Regions from separate parts of the Mus musculus genome. Here region 2 is linked to region 1. The links are chromatin contacts, found by Hi-C or POLR2A ChIA-PET in ENCODE. All regions are on one chromosome and are shown on one strand. Each heading gives the region's core, a stretch centred on a gene start or an enhancer-like site at or near the end of the contact. The rest is flanking DNA. Distances are from core to core; before and after follow the strand shown.

What was found. Hi-C counts contacts between places; a loop is a spot of excess contacts on that map. ChIA-PET counts read pairs that join two places held with the same protein, here RNA polymerase II (POLR2A).
Region 2: a loop to region 1 is called in a map of left cerebral cortex, with 5 times the contacts of the local background. The contact joins the promoter of Zfp87 here to the promoter of Zfp874b in region 1. A Hi-C loop is called at or near these places in 5 of 37 maps with a recorded cell type or tissue (adrenal gland, heart and left cerebral cortex). POLR2A ChIA-PET finds 5 or more read pairs at or near these places in 3 of 5 experiments (Patski and embryonic stem cell).

Annotation. Positions count from the first base shown.
Region 1 is chr13:67,481,307-67,486,300 of GRCm38, forward strand. Zfp874b (zinc finger protein 874b) reads right to left here and starts at 2,947. Exons shown (of 4, transcript NM_001076791.2): 1 at 2,835-2,947; 2 at 413-539. The coding sequence starts at 2,840.
Region 2 is chr13:67,523,734-67,528,727 of GRCm38, forward strand. It overlaps Zfp87 (zinc finger protein 87), which reads right to left and starts at 2,498. Exons shown (of 4, transcript NM_133228.3): 1 at 2,344-2,498. The coding sequence starts at 2,349.

The DNA of each region.
Region 1 (4,994 bases), core at 1,697-4,196:
CTGGGAATGGGCTGGTTCTGTCTAGAACACTGATGATAAGAAAAGAGGTGATGCAATAAAAGAAATTATAAAAAATTAATTCATCACATGTTTATGATTGATATATTAAAATACTGTGGGGGGTTTACAATCTGCAGATTCTGATTTTCATTTAAAGGGGAAACCCTAAAAACTGAATTGTGAAATACTTTCATTAAGTTCCTAAGCTTCCCACTAGAGTGAAGGAAATATCCTCCCAACACAGACAAGGTACAGACACAGAAATAACAGCAAGCTGTTTCTTACTATGTGTCAGCCTCTCCAATGTTTCCTTAAAAGGAAGCCTTAATAGAAAGCTCAGTGAGACATTATACCTAAGGAGGAAGCTAAACATTGATGGTGAAAAAGAATTCAATATAGACGCAGTGCTCACCCAGGAACACAAGGTGGCTATAATTCTCCAGCATCACGTCTCTGTACAGATCCCACTGAGCAGGACCCAGGTAGTCCCTCTCTTCTGGAGAAAAATCAATGGCCACATCCCGGAAGGACAGCATTTCCTGAAATAACGACTAATGAATGATTCCACACTGTTAATTGATTAAACAATTAATAATAATATAAATACCAATAGACTTCAATGTCATAAGCCAATTGGTCACAAACAATTGGTTTGACTGAGAAGTGGAGAAAACAGGGACCACACAACAGACAGGGTGAAGAGTCTGCAATGTGCCCTGTTTGACCCAGAGCTCCCCAATTCCATTTTCAATGTTTATGTTATAGTGCAAGTATTGAAGAAACACTTCCATAAGACTATACAGGGACATCACAGAACCTGCCACATTCAGTGACATCACATTCAGGGACATCACAGAACCTGCATGCCACATTCAGTGACAGAGTTGGCTGAACAGAAATACCAGACTATACAGAAGCCTGGAACACAAGGCTGTGAATGGAGAGAAATGCACACAGCCTGTCGGGTGAGCAGAGCTCCCTCCATAGACCTTCACCACCCTCAAATCAGTAAAATCCCTAAGCCCACATCAGTCCTCACACCAGCTCATGTCTCCATCCCGGAAGGGGTTCACACGCTCTCAACTTCACAGTCTCGGGTGGAACAGGAGAGTTGGTAGCTTCTATTATTTTTCACTCAGCACTGTAGGATTAACCTTGCTGGAACAAAGCTCAGAGTATCCTGTGATGGCATTGTTCTGCCTCCCTTTGGGAGCCTTAGTGTGAGGATTCAGTTCAGAGTGGTAGACATTTTGTTATGAAGTTGAAAACCAGAAGCTAACATTGAGATGTTGAAGGAAAAAAAAAATTTTCACAGCAGGGCCAGACTTCCAGTCTCTCAGATAGGAGAGAACAGAGAAGCCACAATATCTGAAAGCCCAGAGAATTTATTGTAAATACAGATGTTTGGTTCAACAGGTTTGTCAGTCAGGACAGACAGCTCATTCACAAAATCCACAAATCTGAACTGTACATTTACGAAAGAGTTTGACCAAGGGTCAGGAACTGAAACAGGCAGTGTGTGTGCAATCTTACAGTGAGGGCACCTCTGGTGTCCTTTGTTAACACCTTGTGACAGATTTTACAATCCCATGCTTTACAACCTCTAAGGTTCCTAACCCTGGAGGCAATTTTTTAAAATCTGTCTTTCTTAGGAAGATTTTAATTAATCCTCCATTGAGAAACAGCTCAAGCCGGGCGTGGTGGCGCACGGCTTTAATCCCAGCACTCGGGAGGCAGAGGCAGGCGGATTTCTGAGTTCGAGGCCAGCCTGGTCTACAAAGTGAGCTCCAGGACAGCCAGGGCTATACAGAGAAACCCTGTCTCGAAAAAACCAAAAAAAAAAAAAAAAAAAAAAAGAGAAACAGCTCAATATCCTTTTAGCAAACATGGGTGTCAAGCTACTTTCAAGTGAGGAACTGAACAGCCTCCATGAGGGATTCCTATTCCAAGTGAATCTTCTTTAAATCCACAATTCATTTCAAAGAAAGTGGGATAAATATCACGTACACCAATGCTCCCTTCAGGACTCTGACCCTGGAACCTAGCAAGTTCTGTCACCTCAAAGCAAGACAAGAATAACTGCATGTGCGATGAATTAAAGACTAGCTCCATTTCCAACTGAGCGTTGTACAACACAGCAACAAAAACAAACAGCAAACAATAGTAACCGGACATGCATTCTGCTTTTTTTAATCTCTCTTAGCTGTGCTTGCTCAGAAAACAAACAAAAAATATAATGCCTTATGAAGCAGACCATCCCAAGTTGAGACAACTGTGTTTTGTGACTTAAAGAATTCCAACCCCTGTCTACCCTTTTGCAGCAGTTCTCAAACTGGCAAAGGAGATTGTGGCTCTAAATAAAGCAGTTTTGTTTCGTTGGTTTGTTTTTTACCTTTTAATTCCTAGTTTTATTTGGTGATCTTTCTCAGTGGTCCTGAACTCCGTAACAGACAGCCATAAAGTACAGAAAGGACCAGATCTCCTCTTATCTAAACATACTGAGCGATCCAGTAACATCCACGTGAGAGTGACCCAGCTAATACTTCCACCAGAAAGCTGGAAAGTGAACGCCCAGAATCACCATGACCAGGCAAAGACCTTCACCCAGCCAACATTGCCTAGGCAATCCTTGAACTTACAAGCTTCTCCATTCCTTGAATTCTGTCGGTCTAAACAGAGGTCAGTCCCACTAACCCCCGCAGCGCCCTCTCACCAGCCCTGTCCAGAAAGCTCCTCCAAATCAGCTCCTCCCAGCTTCCATTCCACCCGGTCCCTGTTCCCTCCGGACCTATGCACCCCGCACAGACCCTGGGGTGACTGAACCCTGGACCAACCTCCATGTCAGAGATCCAACGGGAGAGCACAGCAGGACCAGAGTCTGGCCCAGCTTTGGATAAGAGCCGCACATGCTTACCAAAAGCTGAACTCTTGTTTACCAAAGTACCGATCTGTGACGTCACCGTGCTACAGACTACATTTCCCACAAGTCTGTGCGATGGCGTTGCAGGAGTCTTAGGAGAGTGAGTTGTACTACAAAATGGTCCTGGATTTCTGCATTGATGTCTGTCACCTAGTTAGTGTCGCCTAGTTAAGAAGCATGGAGGCCACGAACTGAGCCCAGTTCTAACGAGCCGAGTGCATTCCTCAGTTTCTGTGGTCCAGCTTAAAGGGGCAGAGGATTTTCTTGGCAAAGTTCTTAATTTCTTCATTTCCGGTGAAATTTACAGCTATTTGAGGAAACTGCCTCAAGGCTTTGGCTTAATACCCAGTACTGCACATACTTAAGTGAGCCGCGTTCTCCTGTATTGACACCCTGTGTGAATATTTGTCAGTGTACTGAGTTACCAAGATGGTAAGAGATAGAGACACTCCAGGATGTGATAAGCTTTAGCAAAAGCCGCCGGGGAATCAGCTTCTGATGGACTGACAGCCAATGTGTCGGGTTTACCAGGATTGTTTTATAACTGAGGTTATGCTAAGCTTTTGATATTCCCAAAGAAGACAATGCCATGGATTTTAGGTAACAATCACGGATTATTTACAGGAGATCACCACAAGGCTTAAGCGCCATCACTCTGGATGCCCTGTGCAATGGCTCTTCTAGAAATCAACTACAAGCCGTACACAGATCACAAGCCACTGCAGGAAATCGTTTTCATGTGAATATTGGAATCCATTCGTGTCGGAGGTTAGTCAAGAGAAACAGACTAAATCATCGAACAATTTTATTTATTTATTTAGATTTTTCGAGACAGGGTTTCTCTGTTTAGACCTGGCTGTCCTGGAACTCACTTTGTAGACCAGGCTGGCCTCAAACTCAGAAATCTGCCTGCCTCTGCCTCCGGAGTATCGAACAATTTTAAAGTCCTCCTCTCTGTTGTTTATCAGTAAAGATCGCCCAGATCCATCGCAGATCCTTTGTCCATATTTTCAACCTTTAGCTTATGTAAGTGTTGTGGGTTGTCCTGATGTTGTTTGAATTTTCATGTTAATTCTGCATCCTCAAGAGGGGTGGCCCCCGGGAGAGTGGTGGATCAAGTACTCAGGTGCTCTCCTGTGAATCTTCTCCCCATTTACTGGTCAATAAAAGCAAAAGCCTGTGATTGGGCCGTGGAGAGGAAAGGTGAGAGAGGAGATCTTGGAGAGCGAGAGATGGGGAGGGAGAGATGACAGGAGAGGAGGAAGCAGCAGCTAAGATGGAGCTGAACCACGTGACCAGGAGAAACTGCAGATAACCAACGGTCTCCTAGCTGGGGATAAGTTAGTATAGTTCTGCCAATCTAGGTTTATTGCTTATAAATATAATAACTGGATTGTATGTGTTTTTGTACGGGACTATTGGAGTTGAAGATTACTGTTACATGTAAGAAAGTTAGTTTTAGTGAGTCTCAGAAATATTTCTCTTAGTTACTGTACCTCACTTTGGAACTTGGCCTTTACATGAACCTGATGAACAGAAGTCTGTAAGATTCTCTGAATAATCTGAAGCACAAAGTGGAACTCAGTGATTTTGCTTCATATGGATCTGATTTGCGTTTGCTTACTCCTCAGCCATCTACTTATCTTTCACATTTACATGTATTCTTGTGTTCAAAACCATGTTTTACGGCATGTATGGCCAGCAAGCTTCCATAATAGTTCATTTCCTGTCCCTGGCCATCTTGTTTGCAATCTTAATTTCTCTAAGTATTTTATACATTGTTTAATTAATACCCATAAATACACTGTTCAACAGCCTCACTCTTGTTTCTGACTTTCCATAATATTAGTCATCATAGAACTAGGGAAAAAAATACAATGACACATAAAAGAACAGAGATTAAAAAAGCAACGACAGAGAAATGACATTTGAGATATATCTTAGCCGGGCAGTGGTGGCACATGCCTTTAATCCCAGCACTTGGGAGGCAGAGGCAGGTAGATTTCTGAGTTCGAGGCCAGTCTGGTCTAGAGTGAGCTCCAGGACAGGTAGGGCTATACAGAGAAACCCTGTC
Region 2 (4,994 bases), core at 1,248-3,747, 42 kb after region 1:
CAAAAACAAAAATAAAAAGAAAGGGGTCAGGAATGGAAACCATGAAATATTAGACTCCTCCCCAATGAGGAGGAAGAAGTCTCAATTTAGCAGTTTGGTTTCGTGGCTGGATGGCACACCTGTGAAGGGCAGTGGAGGATGCGGTTGCCATTATCCGTGTGTGGGACTGGAATTCCGTTCAGGCTAAAGGTAAAGAAACATCCCTCACATAGCTGAACCTGTGCAGTGAGGACTAAGAGGGAAGTGTATATCATGGAGGCTGCACCAGTCAAGGATTAAAGAGGGAAATGGGGAATGAATGACTCAAGTCCCAGACTGAATGTTTAAGAAGCACAAATGGGAAGAATTCCAGGAAAACCAGAAGACACATCAAGAGGTCCCAACAGAAACTAATACAAATGAACAATCAGAGAAAATAAACATTCCCTGCAAATGTGGAGGAATCTTCAAGCAAGACAAAGCGTAAAGTCCCTACACACACAGTAATGCAGAGGACTATCTATCTGATCACCAAAATTTAACGCCTTTAACAGAAGCATGTGAGCAGGAGATTTTTAAAGTACACATCAAATACAGTCAATAAACCTTCTCAAGTATATGTTTTAAATGTGAGCCATGTCAGTTAGACGGAATTCTGTCAGGCTGGTACTAAGCCAAGTGACAGAAGCCATCAGAAATAGTGTATCCATGAACTGTTTTTTAAAACCTTTAATAATTTTTACACAGAATCGTACTTAGCTTAAGTTCATCTTGAGTAATCTATAATATGGAAGATGACCTTGAAGTCCTAATCCCCCGCCTTCACTTCACAATGCAGAGATAACAAGGATGCTCCAAGAAGAGGCTTCAGTTTTGGTTTGGTTTGGTTTCTTTCAATCACAGGTGTGTTTAAAGTATATATACTGGAAAGGTCTGTAAGTTACAGGACAGCATGCCTCTGCTTCATGCCTACTTCTTAGGAAACCACTTTTGGTTCACAAGGTAGTGTACTCTTCCCACTTTAGATAATGGAAAACACAATGCTGTTCTTGTCCTGTAGGCCAGTGACATTAACTAGGAAGTCTCTGTCTTTTACATAACAGTTACATAGTCCACAGAAATATTCATACTGAAGGTGGCTTAAAACCCATGTTCCTTATGAATAATAGGCTTTAATGCCACACAAACACTTGATTTGACTTAAAGTGTTGTGAACTACAAAACTATACAAGAGACAGGCCAAGGAGTCTATTATGGGCAAGGGACCCTAACTGAGCAAAAGCTCTTCAAATTCACCTTTCAATCTTTCTGACGTGGATAAACTGGCAAATGTTCAGGGAGCAACAGGGAACCTGAGTGCCACAGTCGGGGCAGTGATAGAGTAGTTGTTAAGGGAGGTTTAGATGTGCAGTGTCCAGAGATAGAAGAGAAGCTCACAATTGAAGAGCAACGTAAACACTGTTAGGTATTCAAGGTCACTTCTCCTCCCCAGGGACACTCAAGTCCTTTCCCCGAAGTCACTAATAATCTCCAGGCCATCTCTCTGCTCCCATCACCCCCTCATTTGTTTCAGAAAAGGAGTCCAAGCTTCTGACATTACACAATCTCTGACATAAGTGGATACGGTATTTTCTAGTATTTTACTCTACAATGTAGGATCAATAATATCCTGAATAAGCCTTCTCCTTTAGAACATTAGACTGTCTCTACATGTGAGTGTTAAGTGTGAAGATATAGATCACGGAGGTGGCCATGAAATATTCTCATTCAAAACAACACACCAAAAAAAACCTAACAATTTATTCCAAAGAGAATGGTACTAACATCCTATACACCAACCTCCTTAGCAGAACTCTGTCCCTGGAAACGAGGAGCAGCTATTAACTCAAACCAAGAATATTAGGCTGGCCATAAATAGGAGGTGCCAGATCTCCACTCGATCTAGAAGTTCTGAGAAATCTGACCACAGTCAAGTGGCCAAGTGATCACAGCCAACAGACTTCCTAAGGCAAGCAGGAATGTGGGCTCCCATTTACACCTCTGGCGCAAGGAGAGGGCCGGCCCACCCTGCGGGGGGGCAATACTGAACCTTCCACCATTCCACATTTCTGTGCTACAGAGCCAGCTCTCCCACCCCAGAAGCGTATACAGCCGCGTCCTAACAAAGCTTTCACTCACAGCGCCACCCCCATACTGCTCTCCCCACCCAGATTTGCATCCAGGCTCAGTTGGCCCAGCTTAGGTCAGCAGCACAGCATCACCAACTCGGCTTCTCCCTGCCTCTGGTCCACCTCGGCTCCGCTCCCTCCAAGCTGGACCACTCCCCTGCACATTCCCTCAGGCTGCACTGCTCCCTGGACCAACCTCCATGTCAGAGATCCGATCGAGAGCGAGGAGCAGGACACAGCACCGCTAACTTAGGGGAAGACAAACGTCTGCAGACGGGATGCGGAAGTGCGGTTCGCAGAGCGGCTGCTTGTGACGTCACAGAGGGCACGACTACATTTCCCAGAGTTCTGTGTTCTCCCTACTGACAGCGGAGGAGGGTGGAAAGAAAGGAGAGGTGTCAGCACTGGGACAAAAGCCCACAGTCAGGCTGCTTTAAAAGTTCCGGTTGTAAAACGGACGTGCTAGAACATCCGTTGAGGCTTTGATAGGAGGGGTTATTAGTTGTATCTGGTCAAACTGTAGTTTAAAAACTCGTCTACTAATTATAAAATTGGAACCTGCACCAAAAGTTGACAATCATTTAATTGTACTTTAAAATAAGGAAACAAGAGGCTAAAGTGGAGTGAGTGCTATTACTTAGAGATGCTTTTTGACATCAACTTCGGTGTTTAAAATGAAAGGATTACAAATCCAAAGCGTTCTAGGCACTTTACAGAGACCTTGTCTCAAAATACAAAGTACAAAACTAGCAAAGGGGGTAGACTACGTGCCTAGAATGAAGGAAGACTTAATTTAATGCTCAACTTGTACATACTCCATTTTTCCATGTGTGCTGACAAGCCTGTGAGCATACATGCATTAGACTCCACAGCTGGGAAAACAAACAAAAACACTTTCCTGTGAGCACTGGAATCCATACAGTGAAGGAGGTAGGTCAGAGACATAGACGTTAAAAAAAAAAAATCTCTGAACGAGGTTATAAGTACTACCCTCACATTTACATGTGAAGACTTTCCAGAATCCATTGGTGGATCCTTGATCTCTCCATTTGTCCCTTGCTTACACTTTCATTCATTAATCTGCATAAGAACTTTAATTTTATGAGAACTATACCAGAACATCACCCACGTCTCCCTGGTTCACCACAAACAGAGAAGTGTTTAACAGCAGGTGGTCTCTGAGCCTGTGAGTATCTCTTCTGCTTCTCTCCCAAGGAGGGCACAGTTCTTAGCATTGTACGGACTTCTGGTCCATCATCCATTGTAGAATTTCTCTCTGCATTAGGCATGGGGTATCTTGCTCTGTAGACCAGGCTTGCATTGGACTCAAAGATCCCCCTGATTCTGCTTCCCAAGTGCGGGGATTAAAGGCATGTGCTACCACTATCCATGGTATTTTTATCACTGTGGAGAACTCAACTTCTCTTTTCCTACTTAGTTCTCCTTGCAGTGATTAAGCATGTGTTGTAACCTCCGAATTGCTGATACTAGAGAGATACTTTAGTGTTGTGCACAGTTTGTCTCTGCATTTTTTGCTCCCACCCCCCACCCCCCTGGCCAGAAGCTCCCATCTTCCCTCTAGCCCTAGACAAGTATGCTACACAGACAGCTGGTTTCTGTGCTGTGTCCTCCTGCAGCAGCCTGAAACTCCCTCCCCCCACCTCTAGCATTAGAATGGCACTACCCATAAAACTCCCCCTTAATGAGGACATTCTGAGGAGACATCCTCCCTGCCTTTGTGTCTCTAAAAACCAACACTCCTGCTGAGGAACTGCAGAACTCCAGGTGCCTGTCCTTGAGACCTTAGAGAAATAACAAGCTCAAGGGAGACCATGGGGAAAAAAAAGTAAACAGAGGTCAAGCTCTCCTTAAATGCTATTTTCCCACTGGACTTTCTCCTTTCAGATGAATTCACACTTTTGGAAGAATAGAGTCTTTCATGGACGGGGGTCTAGGCTTAGGGCACCTTTCCTGTTGCCTCAATATGGAGAATTAGGGTTCCCCGTTTAGAGCCATTCTTTCAATAATTACCTAGAATTTCAAATGGCCTTTTCTGTAGTTTGAACATGATGAATGAAAGATAACAGCAGCAGGAAGACACCTACTGATCTTAGGAAAGAACTCAGGATAGCTGCATCTCTGCAGCACTGACTTGCAGGCAGCTCCACAGGGGAGGGAGACTCCTCACCTATACTCTTTACCTCATGTATAACCTGGGCGGGGCAGACCTGTGGATTTTGTAAATATCTCGTAATTCAAGATGCCTATCAGCGCTTGCTCATTTCCTGAGTCTTAATGAGCCTCCTTTTAGGAGTGAAACTTCGGGTTCAAAAGGAAGTGCCACACAAGCACTCAAATTCATCCTGCGCACTGTTGGACATTGGTTCTAAAGCTTTGAATCTGCGTGTCCAGATGCTGAGGGTCCTTGTCCCCAGCTGGTTTTTGATCTATCAAAGATGTCAATGGCCAATGGCTGGGCACAGGGCGGGACACTTAGAATTCTGTGGGTAGGATGCCGAGAGGAATGGGGCAGAATCACTAAGACCCCAGGAAGACAGAAGGAACAGATTTAGAGCTACAGCCTGAAGATCATCCGAAATGTAGGAGAAAAGGGAAAGTGGCCTCTGGAAGGGCTGCCCAGAATCATGTTGGGCAGCAAAGACCAATGGGCTTCACAGGAGGAAACGGGGCAGCAAAGTTAAAAGTAGATGTGGGGGCAACAGGCTACGCACACATAGCCTGGTTTCTCCGGAGAACCCGATGGGTGGTAATTCCCACCTACATGGGACGGTAGGGTTCGACCATGTCTCCTGGACCCCTGGTTCCTGTTAAAGTTACTGCCCGCAC